4 separate regions of the Homo sapiens genome follow, and regions 1, 2 and 3 are each linked to region 4. Evidence: chromatin contacts called from ENCODE Hi-C or POLR2A ChIA-PET data. All regions are on one chromosome and are shown on one strand. Each heading gives the region's core, a stretch centred on a gene start or an enhancer-like site at or near the end of the contact. The rest is flanking DNA. Distances are from core to core; before and after follow the strand shown.

The links. A loop is a pair of places that touch in the nucleus more often than their neighbours do. ChIA-PET counts read pairs that join two places held with the same protein, here RNA polymerase II (POLR2A). Pooled maps may share reads with other maps.
Region 1: POLR2A ChIA-PET joins it to region 4 with 11 read pairs in RWPE1. The contact joins the enhancer-like site here to the promoter of PPP2R2D in region 4. POLR2A ChIA-PET finds 5 or more read pairs at or near these places in 2 of 52 experiments (RWPE1 and activated CD4-positive, alpha-beta T cell).
Region 2: a map with no recorded cell type shows a loop between it and region 4 (15-fold over the local background). The contact joins the promoter of FANK1 here to the promoter of PPP2R2D in region 4. A Hi-C loop is called at or near these places in 3 of 37 single-sample maps with no recorded cell type and 6 of 50 pooled maps.
Region 3: a loop to region 4 is called in a pooled map, with 5 times the contacts of the local background. The contact joins the promoter of ABRAXAS2 here to the promoter of PPP2R2D in region 4. A Hi-C loop is called at or near these places in 5 of 50 pooled maps. POLR2A ChIA-PET finds 5 or more read pairs at or near these places in 2 of 52 experiments (GM10248 and GM12878).

The regions. Positions count from the first base shown.
Region 1 is chr10:122,497,817-122,501,026 of GRCh38, reverse strand. All of the region lies in intron 3 of HTRA1 (HtrA serine peptidase 1), which reads right to left. Among named protein-coding and RNA genes, the nearest start is that of HTRA1, 38 kb to the right of the region's middle. Within about 2 kb of position 1,423, at least 11 of the 41 ENCODE cell types and tissues checked have a DNase peak (open chromatin) inside an H3K27ac peak, as active enhancers do.
Region 2 is chr10:125,895,181-125,898,016 of GRCh38, reverse strand. It overlaps FANK1 (fibronectin type III and ankyrin repeat domains 1), which reads right to left and starts at 1,453. Exons shown (of 11, transcript NM_145235.5): 1 at 1,362-1,453. The coding sequence starts at 1,374. It also overlaps a transcript of DHX32 not described here. RefSeq lists silencers at 883-1,177, 1,269-1,408, 1,569-1,648, 1,869-1,948.
Region 3 is chr10:124,800,328-124,803,440 of GRCh38, reverse strand. It overlaps ABRAXAS2 (abraxas 2, BRISC complex subunit), which reads right to left and starts at 1,622. Exons shown (of 9, transcript NM_032182.4): 1 at 1,540-1,622. The coding sequence starts at 1,611. RefSeq lists a silencer at 1,347-1,426 and enhancers at 915-1,468, 1,527-1,796, 1,469-2,023.
Region 4 is chr10:131,899,256-131,902,375 of GRCh38, reverse strand. PPP2R2D (protein phosphatase 2 regulatory subunit Bdelta) reads right to left here and starts at 1,368. Exons shown (of 9, transcript NM_018461.5): 1 at 1,221-1,368; 2 at 1,046-1,138. The coding sequence starts at 1,227. RefSeq lists silencers at 559-608, 789-1,188, 1,259-1,768 and an enhancer at 2,009-2,108.

The sequences.
Region 1 (3,210 bases), core at 174-2,673, 9.4 Mb after region 4:
TCCCCACCTCCCAGATGCTCAGGGCACACAGAGGTCAGCGGGGAAACAGCTGCCCTTGTGCCCCGGATCACTCCACAGGGACAGGGGACCAGAGAGGGTATAACACAGAGCAGGGCAAAGGGGAAGTTTAGGAAGAACCCAAGCAGGGGCCCACCACGGGAAGGGAGGGGAGGTCTGTGCACGCAGCCTCGGTTTTGGGGGCACTATGTGTGGTGTGAGTTCCATAACTGAACCACAGATGAACCATAACTGCTGGAACTCCCCCAGGGCAGAAAAGTTGGGCCTGTGCTGAATGAGGCCCCCAGGTTGACAGCGCGCCTCAGGCTCATTCTCCAAGATCAACCAAGGTGGGGCAGAAGTGAAAACTTAGGCAAAACACCTATGTGTATATGCATACATGCACACACACGCACACACATTACCCCCTCAGGCTCCACGTATGCTGAGAGAACACTGTCCCAGACAGTAGGACATCTGGGCTGGGTCTTGGTCCTATATGAACTCAGTCTACAACCTTGAACCACTTGATTAGCTTCTCTGGATTGCGGTTTTAGCACCTCTAAAATTAGGGAGTTGAGCCCAGTGATCTCCAATGGTCATCTCAGCTCTGACAATTAGCTATTCTTTACGGAAAACCTGGTTGCTTTCCAAAAAATCCATTAGCAGACAATAGTTAAATGTAAGTAAGATCCAAACAGGCAACAGGGTCCCCAATAAATCCCCTTTTTCATACAACTCCCCAATGGGGTCAGATGATCCCCGCAAACTTATACTGCTGCAAGAGGAGGGGGCGTTCCTAGAATTCTCCAGATGCTGGCTTGGCCAGTAATCTTTCATAGAGGACTGTGAAAAGCAATGACCCATCGGTATTTCAGCTTCCTTCCATTCAGGGTTCTGCCTAGTAGCACTTGAGTGCTCATTCAATCTCATTCCCTGAAGCTTGGAGAAAAGAAAAATAAAAAAAAACCAATAACATCAAAACCAAAGAAAAAGTTGGCAACTCTTTTTCAACCTAATAAGCCAAGTCAATTACTTCTTTCTCTCCTTTGAAAATTACTAAGTGCTCTTGAGTTACAAAAATATTGTTGTTGCTGAATCTGCAGAATCCACTGCATCATTTCTGGAGGCTGGGACTTCTAGGCTGGTCCTGTGTTGGTTCAAGTTTGCTTCAAAGGCTAACATTGCAGCAACTGGCTGGGACTCAACTGAGTGATTCAATGTGCCTTCTGGAAACAGTTATGCTAACCTTTCATTTTCTTTAAAAAATATGCAATGGACAAAATAGCACATCCTCCATACCCAGCAAGAAACAGTGCTATAGAACTTGCATGTCTCCTAAGGAAAATCAAACCAGGCCGCAGAAGGGTTGTTTACGGGGGATGTCAGCATCCAAAGACTTGCTTGAGGGAGTGCGCCAAGCTGGGTAAGGAGGGAAGTGAGCACATGGGCAGGGGAGGAACTGTGAAAAAGGGCGGGTCAGCGGACTGTGGACTCAGATGAACCAAAGATTTGCTGACTTGAGCTACTAGGGGGCAGGACCAGCTACAAAATTAGCAGAGCCCAGTGCAAAATAAAAATGCAGGCTCCTTGTTCATAAAGCATACAGAAAGCACTGTTAAAGGTACTAAAATAGAAAGCTTTTTCCTTTCTTCCACATGCTGTCTCTCTCGACCTATCACAATGTTTTTGATTTGCTAGTTATTACTGTGGTTATTTATGGGACAGTGAGCGCAGACACTGGAGGCCTCACGACTTGGCATTGTGCCCACCAGCCCCTGGACCTCTGATTGTGCCCTGGCTAGGGGTGGGGAAGTCGAGCCAAGCATCTTCCCTAGGGTCCCACTCCTCCAACACATGGATAATGGATGACCCCAAGGACACTGCCGCTTCTGTGTCGGGTGCATTAGGTACCTGGATCAGGGTGGGAGTGGCTTGACCCTGCCCAGTAGCCCACAGAACAACCACGGTATCATCAGCCTGATCCCTGCACCACCAAGATGTTAAGCGGTGCCCAAGCTGGAACCTAGAACTGCCCTGTGCCTACATCCTTTCCAGGGATAGAGGGTAGCAATGACCCCTGCATAGAGACAGGGAAGGGAAGGTCAGATGGGGCTGGAGTTCTCAGGGGACCAGGGACTGGGGAGGCAGCAGGAGGAATCCAGCCTGAGCTAAAGCCCCAAGTTCCCTGAGCATGCTCCATTAGCTCATAGGGCTTTATTCACAAAAATACAAATTCAAAGATAAAATTAAAACAGCGAGCTCAGGGCACAGGGCCTGTGAGTACACGGGTCACATGCTCATGCAGCTGGCTGTTCCAGCTTCTCCAGACAGGGAGGTGGTGGACCAGGAATTCTCCAGATGCTGGCTTGGCCAGTAATCTTTCACAGAGGACTGTGAAAAGCAATGGCCCATTGATATTTCAGCTTCCATTCAGGGTTCTGAACAGCTTCAGAACCCTTCCGTTCAGGGTTCCATTCAGCTTCCGTTCAGGGTTCAGAACGGACAAGGCTGGGAGGTGGTGGACCAAGAGTGAGAAGCTTGGGATTTAGATTAGAGAAGGTGAAGGTTATCAGTGATCACAAAGTCAAGGGTGGTCGCAGTGAGCAGAAGAGCCAGGGCAGGAAGGATCTGCCAGATGGGCACTGAGATCACCGACATATACAGACTGAGAAGAACGGTGTGACCAAGTTGCCATCATGTTTCTCCAACTGACATGTGATTACTACTGTCTAGGGAGGGGAGTAGAGAAGGTAGAATGGACAGGAGGGCAGCAGGGTAGAAGGGGTTCAGGTGGGAGAGATCAGATAAATGGGGAGATGAAGGGAGAAAAAAGGAAAAAGAGAAGGAGAAGGAGAACAGAGGACAGTGTGCAAAAACAGAGAAAGAGAGAGCACACAAATGAAAAAAATGAAAAGACTTTCCTCCTCGGTGTTTATGAACACCATCAAAATATTTAGTCTCCTTTACACTATATCAGATGTTTGCCATTTCCAATATTCCCTTACTCTTCAGTGTTTAAACCACAAAATGTCAACAGTGCCACATGGGGGCCCGACAGCTAATGACTGTATATATTCGGGGCATCCAGAGGAGGAATAATATTGTCTTGGTCAAGTCTAACTTGCGTCTCCTCCATACATCAGCGCCTTTGATGCATCCCCTTTCATCCACCAACTTCAGAGTGGCTGATGCTGCTACAACAGCATGTGG
Region 2 (2,836 bases), core at 204-2,703, 6.0 Mb after region 4:
TTTTTTTTTTTTTTTTTTGTATTTTAGTAGAGATGGGTTTCACTATGCTGGCCAAGATGGTCTCAATCTCCTGACCTCGTGATCCGCCTGCCTCAGCCTCCCAAAGTGCTGGGATTACAGGCGTGAGCCACCGGGCCAGGCCAAGTTGCTGTTTTTAAAAGGTATATTTCAACTCACTTCTCTAAGGCGGGAATATACACAGCCTGCCATCAGTTTGACATAAAACAAAAATTTTAGCGTTCTTGTATGCTAAATTTCTTTTACTAGGTTAAAAAAATGTAGAATCCAAAGAGCTGTAAATGCAAATGACAAATACTGTACAAAATCTATCAAGCAACTATAAGTCACAACTTGCAAGCTTTCTCCTCAGCAAATGAGTTAAAAGGAAAAGTATTTGAAACTTTCTTGGTGGAAAACGAATGACCTTTAAAAATGCCAACATTTTCCCCAGAGAATAGATTTGGTCTGAGTTCTTCATTTCTGAAATTGTACAAGATAAGACGACTTGGTTTGAGAGTCAAACTGCATCCTTCTATAAAGGTTTTAGATAAATTTTAAGTCTCCATACAAAACACTCCCCTTATTTTGAGAACAAAAGGAACAATAAGACAGCTTAGGCGGGGCAGAGAAAGAAAGGCCTTGAAACAAAGTCCCTGGAAAGGTAAAAACAACAACAAAAATAGTAAGTTAGAGCTCGTGTTTAGATCTGATAACTCAAAACTGCACAACTTTTGCCATACATCGAAAGCAACATGGGAAAACAGAAAAAGAGATTACAAACATTTTTTGAGTGTCCTAACTTGTAGAACCCCTAAGAATGAATCAAATACACTTGGACAAAGCTCTTCTTTTCTCTCTCTCTCCTTCAAGTCGCAGACTAGGGGTGTGGGGCGGGGGGCGGGGAGTAAGACGGGGTCTCTAATAAATACAAGACCCAGCCTCGGACGTGTTTAATTGCTGACATTTTAGAAGAAAAATGGGCTACTTACAATTAATGAACCAAACTACCAAACTAAAATCATGAGTAGGAGGAGGAGTAAATGGAACCGTCCGGGCGAAGTTTCAGGAAGACGCACGCTGGGGTCGCTGCGCCCTTCCCCACCCATACCTCGGGGCTCTCCAGTCGCTCCCAGCCCCCAGCGCGGACTCTAGGGCGCCGGCGGCCCAACCATACAGACTTGGCAGGATGTAGCCCCCTTCTCCCCTCTCCAGGAGAGAAAAGCGCGAGGAGACGCAAACCGTATTTCCGTGTCCGAGCGTTGAAACCTGCGGAGTCGCGCGCGGGGCGCCCACACTCGTTCCCGGGGAGCCCCAGCCCGGTCGCCCGCCCCGGTCCCAGCTCCAGCCCGGGCCTCCCTTACTCTGGGGCTCCATGGTCGGCTGCTCCCCGGCCTCCGCGGGCGAACCCCCGGACTCCTAACGCCTCTCAGCCAGGGCCGGCGTCGCTACGGTTGCCCTGACAACCCGGAGGCGAAGTGGGCAGAACTAAAGGGACGGCGAGCGGGAGGGACCAAAAGCCGCAGGAAGTGAGGGAGCGCGTGAGGACCCGCGCGTCGCCGGGGACACTGAGCGAGGGTAGCGGCCAGGTCACCGGCTGAGGACACTGCTCCTGAAGCCCGGTCAGGCGGTCGCGCCCTCCCTGGCGGCCCCCGCGGCCCCGCAGGACCTGTGCCCCGACGTCGCCGACCCGCGGTCCCCGCTGTCGCCGACCCGCGGCGTCCGTCGGGCGAGTGGGCCTGCCCGCGGGTAAGGCGCCGGCCCTGGGCCGCCCTCCCGGGAATCGGGAGCCGCCGCTGCAGGTAACAGCGGGGCCCCGGCGGCGGAAGGGGTCGGGGGTCGGCGCAGGGGCGGGCGCGCCCCGAGCCGGGTGGGCGGCCCCGGCGCACCTGTTGTAGCCGCCTGGGGGTCCCCTGCCCGCAGTTGGCCGTGGACGTTCCCCGCCCCGACTCCGAAACGCCGAGGGCGGCCTCCGCGCCTCCTGCTCCGGGAGCCGCGCCTCAGCGGGAGGACGGAGCCCTGCGGGCAGCCCTCGCACCAGGGGCTCCCTCCGAGCCCGGGCATGGGCCGGGCCTGGGGCGGTCCCTCGAGCCCCCCTGACGGGAAGCGTGGAGCAATGCGAGCCGCCGCCGTCGTCGCTGTCGTCCCCAGTGAGCCTGGCGCGTCTCCTGAATCGCGAGAGCCAGGAGCACGGTTTTGCCCGGCTTTGCCCCGTCATCCCCGTGTCCCATTTCAGGCAGGGGGCCCGGGTTGGATCTTTCTCGCTGGCTTCGTTTTTTGTGTGTTGATTTGTTTCAGTCCTTCGCGTTTCCGGTTGAGTTACGGAATCTGCCCACACGTTTTGTGGCCAAACTTTGTAGGGCTGTGAAACAATGTAACATTATCCCACACAATAGTCTTTCATACTGGTTTTAAAACACAGTGATTCAGGGTTTGCTTTAAGGAAGCTTTGAGGATCACAAGAGATTATTATCTGGTAGGTTGTAAAAATTCAAACAACCAGGAGAGTATCATAGGTTCCGGAACACCAGAAGGAGGAAAGAAAAATGGAGACGAGAGAAAAAGGATAAGCAAGAAAGTGCAGGGGCATTAAGGGTGTGGGGGGCTGCAGGATTGATTTGGTATTCAGGTCTGGAGATTATGGCCCCTCTATTAATTCCAACCGCTGCTCCAGACAGTACTTGAGGGAAATGGAAGGAAGAGCCGTTTTGGGGGTCATGGAAGTGATTACTAATCTTGCCAGTAGAAAGATTTCCACTCCATGGATGACAAGGACACTAAGGAGAATTACTTTCCTCTTAGGGAATCATTGAGAGGTTAATTGAACTTGAGAAGCATA
Region 3 (3,113 bases), core at 373-2,872, 7.1 Mb after region 4:
GACTGGACAAAATAAGTATGTACTACAAAAGTAAATTGTTGGTTCTTCAACCTTAAAATTGAAATTATTTTCAAGGATTCCACATCTATAATTGTGGCAAAGTTAATATAAACAGGCATGGTCATATAAAACACAGTTGCAAACTATTGGCATTGGTGAAAATTTCTATGAAGTCAAGCACCACGCCTTGCAGAGTAGATATTAAGGGATATCTCTTGAATTAATTTTTTTCAACAGGTAGCTGCTTGTTCTTACAGTAATCTTGCCATATACATAAACTGTGATATTAGTAGGCATTCAAGAAATAAAGGACCCATTTTTAATAGTCCATGGACACTAGGGGTATCACAAACCCTTACATATGGAACTATATTACATTATTAAATAGCTGGTTGTAGTACCCTAGGCCATAGTCTTCAAAGCTGCTTCTGGAAAAACCCATGATGTATATATTCCTATTCCTATCATTAAGTTCTACCATCAACACTGAAGAGATGAAAGGTACAATAATTTAATTGCATTCAATTTACTAATGGAATCACCTCCCTGTGAAATCAGTTTTTATTAATGGAAGCTAAGATTGCTGACATCAAACCAAATGCAGTTCCTCCTTCTGCAGTGTACCATTTTGCTTTGTAATGACAACCAAAAACCCCACACATAGGTTTAATGAGTTTGAATCATTCACTATTAACATCACTTAAAATAATCCCCCAATTTGGTGGCCAAATTATATACCTCCTTTAAGAGAGAAGTGATCTAGTTTCACAAAGCATTTCCAATCAGAGGCCAATGACGTTAAAAGACAATTTGTAAAATAAAGACACTGAAACAGACAGGATCTGCTCCTCCTGTGGGCTCACAGCCTATGCATTTCCCATCACTCAGTAGTGGGCCTGTCACTTCCCTATTTCACTGTGACTAGTGAAAGAACTAGTCACAAAGAACTAAACACGCAACTTCAAGGAAATACAAAATAGACCCTGCACCGAACGCTCCTGTATACATTCTCCATTTTGCATCAGGGCGAAGAAAACACACAACCGTGTCTAACAAGTATCAGTAGTGACAGCCACGGTTTCACTCGCAGCACCCCCACGACAACCTGCGAGACCGGCGGGCGGGGCTGAGTACCTCGCCTACTGGACTAAACGCCCGGCCTTTAGATTCCTTCCCGACCCCGTGCGCCCCTCTTAAGTCTAGAAGCCTGACTTTCAGGGAGGGGCAGGCGCTCGGTTTCCACCGAGCGACTCCTGACACTGCAGGAGGCCAGGTGGGACAGTTTTGCTGCACGGGAGACGGCTGTGCCGGGACGGCCGAGCGGCTGAGAGCGCGAAGCCAGGGGGCCTGTCCCAGGGGCGAAGGAGCCCCCAGAGGCAAGAGCTCACCGGGGGCGGGAGCCGCCCGGGTCACCAGCTCCTCCGGCCGGCCCTGGTGCCCAGGGGGCGAGCCGCATGAGGTCCCGGCTTGGCCGCGAGCGCCGGCCTGAGACAGAGGCTGAAAGCCCCCAGCGGGCGCGGCAGGGGGCCCGGCACCTACGTGGTCCGCGTTGCTGTTGGCGCTGTGGAAACACACAGCACTGAAGGTGTAGCCCGAAATGGACGCCGCCATGATGGAAATCTCCAGCTACCCCATCATGCCCCGCGGAGGGCACACGGCCTTCCGGACGGCCCGACCCCTTGGCATCATGGGAAGTGGAGTCTGCGGCGGGCAGCGGCCGAGGGCCCTGAGCGCTCACAGTCTTGAAGGCTGAGGAACGCCGGTTTTTGCGATCGGAAGGACCCCGGCACCGTATCCTCCGCAGGGGTGTCGCTCCCGACACGCCTCAGACAGCGGTTGATAGTTCCGCAAACAGTTCTTTCCCTTTGCAAGTGAAACCTTAGTATTAAAAGACAACATTCTAGCCGGGCGCAGTGGCTCACGCCTGTAATCCCAGCACTTTGGGAGGCCGAGGCGGGCGGATCACCTGAGGTCAGGAGTTCGAGACCAGCCTGACCAACATGGAGAAACCCTGTCTATATTGAAAATACAAAAACTAGCCGGGCGTGGTGGCACATGCCTGTAATCTCAGCTACTCGGGAGGCTGAGGGAGGGGAATGGCTTGAACCCGGGAGGCGGAGGTTGCGGTGAGTCGAGATCGTGCCATTGCACTCCAGCCTGGGCAGCAAGAGCGAAGCTTCGTCTCAAAAAAAAAAAAAAAAAAAAAAAAAAAAGGCCAACATTTAGGCTGAGCGTGGTGGCTCGCGCCTGTAATCCCAGCACTTTGGGAGGCCGAGGTGGGCGGATCACGAGGTCAGGAGTTTGAGACCATCCTGGCTTACACGGTGAAACCCCGTCTCTACTAAAAATACAAAAAATTAGCCGGACGTGGTGGCGGGCTCCTGTAGTCCCAGCTACTCAGGAGGCTGAGGCAGGAGAATGGCGTGAACCTGGAAGGCGGAGCTTGCAGTGAGCCGAGATCGCGCCACTGCACTCCAGCCTGGGTGACAGACCAAGACTCCGTCTCAAAAACAAAACAAAACAAAAAGCCAACATTTGAGGCCGGGCGCGGTGGCTCATGCCTGTAATCCCAGCACTTTGGGAGGGGGGGGCGTGTGTGGGGAGTGTTAACCTGAGGTCAGGAGTGTTATGCGCGTTTGTGTGAAGAGACCACCAAACAGGCTTTGTGTGAGCAACAAGGCTGTTTATTTCAACTGGGTGCAGGCGGGCTGAGTCCGAAAAGAGAGTCAGCAAGGGAGATAGGGGTGGGGCCGATTTATAGGATTTGGGTAGGTAGTGGAAAATTACAGTCAAAGGGGGTTGTTCTCTGGTGGGAAGGGGCGGGGGTTACAAGGTGCTCAGTCGGGGAGCTTCTAAGCCAGGAGAAGGAATTTCACAAGGTAATGTCATCAGTTAAGGCAGGAACCGGTCATTTTCACTTCTTTTGTGATTCTTCAGTTACTTCAGGCCATCTGGATGTATACGTGCAGGCCACAGGGGATATGATGGCTTAGCTTGGGCTCAGAGGCCTGACAAGGAGTTCAAGACCAGCCTGGCCAACATGGTGAGACCCTGCCCACTCCCCTCTGCCCATCTCTATTGAAAATACAAAAACTAGCCGGGCATTCTGGTGC
Region 4 (3,120 bases), core at 119-2,618:
TCACGGGGTTGGGGGGGCCGAGATGGAGGGAAGTGAACAGGACGTCTGACAAGGGGCTTTTAGTAACTTGAGGCAGGGAAGGTGTATTTGGTGCAAACACCAATCATTTTTAAGAAAAGGTTAAAGGTTTACAATGTTCAGTAAGATGTATGAACAACAACAAAAAAGTCACTATGACTCTGAATCTGAAATATTAATCAAACTTCTAAGACTCGACCAAGTTCTCCATTCAACGGTGAAAAAGGAAAGCTACATAGCTTTTTAACTTTAAGGTGACAGGTAAGCTTCATGGGAAGCTGGGGTGGGAGGCACTTCCCAGTTCCCTCCCACCACCCTAAAACTTTGTGCCTGGGCCAATTTGAGAGTATGATTTAAGGAAAAGACCAGTGAACTTCAAGTAATACCATGAAGTTCAAGACTAAAATCTGGAATAGAGACCTTAAAATATATCAGTAGAGAAAGTAGCAGTACCTCACAGTAAAATTCAAGGATTTTAGAACCGCAGAAAGCAGACCTTAAGAATCAGGGAGCCGAGGCAACCAGCTCGCTCAAGAGCGCACCGCCGATGAAACGCAGAGCCTGGTGGGGGCCGAGGCCCCGACCCAGCCCTAGGCGCGTTCCCAGCCTCTGGGCCATTGTGCCGCGCTGCCCGAGCGCACGATATGGACTCCGTTCCCGTCCCCGGCTCCGCCGCGGTCTCCTCAGTTCCGCCCCAGGCAGGAGGCAGCCCCGGGCTTCGGTTCCGCCCCGGGCAGGAGGCAGCCCCAGGCGCTGGGTTCGGAGGACCCGGCCGCCCGTGACCTTGGTGACTTACATAAGTCCCGCCGCGGGCCCGACGCCTCCGCCCGTGCCCCGCGGGCCGGGACAGCGGACAGAGGACGGCCGCCCCCCGATCACGGCCCCCAGCTCGGCCCCTGGCCCCTGCCCCGCCCGGCCCCCATCCTCCTGCCTGCCTTCCACGGACGCTTGGGGCCCGGAGGCCGCGCGCGGCCGGGCTGGGAGCTGTCCGCGAGGGTCCCGGGGCGGGGCGCGGCGCGGGGCTCACCTTCGGCCACGTCCTCGTCGATGGCCCCCTTGACCTGCGAGAAGCACCACTGGAAGTCGTTGCCGCCCGCGGGGCAGCCGCCGCCTCCGGCTCCTGCAAACACAACGGGGCGGTCAGGCCGGCCGCGGCCCCCGCCCGCCCCCGTGGTCCCCGCCGGCCCGCGCAGACCCCTCACCTGCCATGGCAGCCGGCGGCGGGACGGGCGGGGACCGCGGCAGACCAGGGAGACGGCCTCCGCGCCGCTGCAGCCGAGCGCTCAGCCCCGGGGCCGCCACCACCGCCGGCGCCGCCGCCGCCGCCGCCGCCGCCGGGGAGGGATTTTTTTCCCTTTTCAAAATGGCGCCCAATGCCCGTCGCCCCGCTCGATGACGTCATCGCCCTCCGCCTCCTCGGACGGGCAGCGGACGGGGCGGGCCGCGGGGGCTGCCGGGGGCGCCCAATGCGCCTGCGCCCGGCGCCGCTCGGCTGTAGGGGGGAAGGGACGCCTGGGCGACTGCGGAGGGAAGCCGGGGTCGCCGGGCGCAGGCCAGCTCCTCGGCCCTCGGCCCTAGGCCTCCCGCAGTGGTCCGGTGTGCACCCGGCGCTCCCCAGAAGACTAGCGCCGCCGGCCGCCCCTACTCTCCGGGGACTCCCGGAGAGCCTAAGCTGCGGCCGGACACGCCTTCAGGGCGCCGCTTGGCCGGACACGCCCCCATCCCGCATCGGCCAATGGAAACGTGGGTTCTCCGTGGAACCGCCAATGGAGGACGCGCTTGGCGGCGGTGGGCGGGCATGTGGGCCGGCCTCACCTGAGCGCGCCGTACCTGAGCGCTGCCTCCCGCCCACTGCCCCCGACGCGGAGTCTCGCTCTGTTCCCCGGGCTGGAGTGCGGGGGCGCGATCTCGACTCCCTAAAAGCCTCGACCTCCTGGGCTCAATCCATCCTACTGCTTCAGCCTCGGAAGTAGCTGCGAGCACAGGCACGCGCCGCCAGGCTCGCTGATTTTTAAATTTTTTGTAGAGACGGGGGTCTATGTTGCTCAGGCTGGTCTCGAACTCCTGGGCTCGAGCCATCTGCCGGCCTCGGTCTCCCAATCCTGTCCACCTCCCTTTCGGAGCGCACCGTTGCTCACCAGATGGCTACCTTAGGGGTTCTTGGAGCTCCCAGTGCAGTCTTAGGGAAACAGGGCCGATCGTTTCATTTGCGGGTGGTTTTCTCTGGCATACTGAGCGATCATGGGTGCTCCTCGACTTACAGTGGGGCTACCCTCCCCGCAAATAAGCCCTTCCTAAGTCAAAAATGCATCTAATACCCAATCTACCCGTCGTAAAGTTGAAAAATCTGAAGTCGAGCTATCATCAGGGGGACTGTCCCTATGGGATTGATGTCCGGAATCAGAACTTCTTTCAGGGTAGCTGCGGTGGGCACTGATGGTATTGCACCACTAAAAGACAGTCGCTGCAAATCAGGAACATTCGTCCACTCCATTAATATTATTTATTGACAGCTCCTGCCACGTGCGGCACACTCCACAGCCCTGGGGGTGAGAGGTTAACAGAGCAGAGAAATCTCAGCCCTGGTAGAGCTTACCTTTCAGTGGGGGAGACAGACAATAAGGAAATAAATACATAATAAGTCGGAGCTGGAGAGAAAAATCAGGGAAGAAGGAAATGTGTATGGGGAGAGTTGGAGTCTTGCACGGGGTGACTGGAGAAGACTCAAGGATAAAGAGCAAACCATGCAGACGTCTAGGAAAGCTTGGCCAGGAAGGGGAGACCACCAAGTGCCAGGACAGGAAGGAGGGCCATGCCTGGCATGGGCAGGAGGCAGCCAGAAGCTGCGTGGGTGCAGAGTGAGTGGAGGGGAGGCCAGGGGTTGGAGTCAAGGCAGGGAGGTAAGTGGAGGAGGATGGACAGTGGGCAGGCCATTTAGGGGACTTGGACTCTGAATGAGATGGGCTCATGAACAGAAGACGATCGTGATGGACTTGGGCTTTTGGATGCTCTGCTGAGAATAGCTTGTGGGGACCCAAAGAGGGGAAGCAGGGAGACCAATCAGGTGGCCAGCTGGGCTGACCAGGCATGGGGATGAGGATA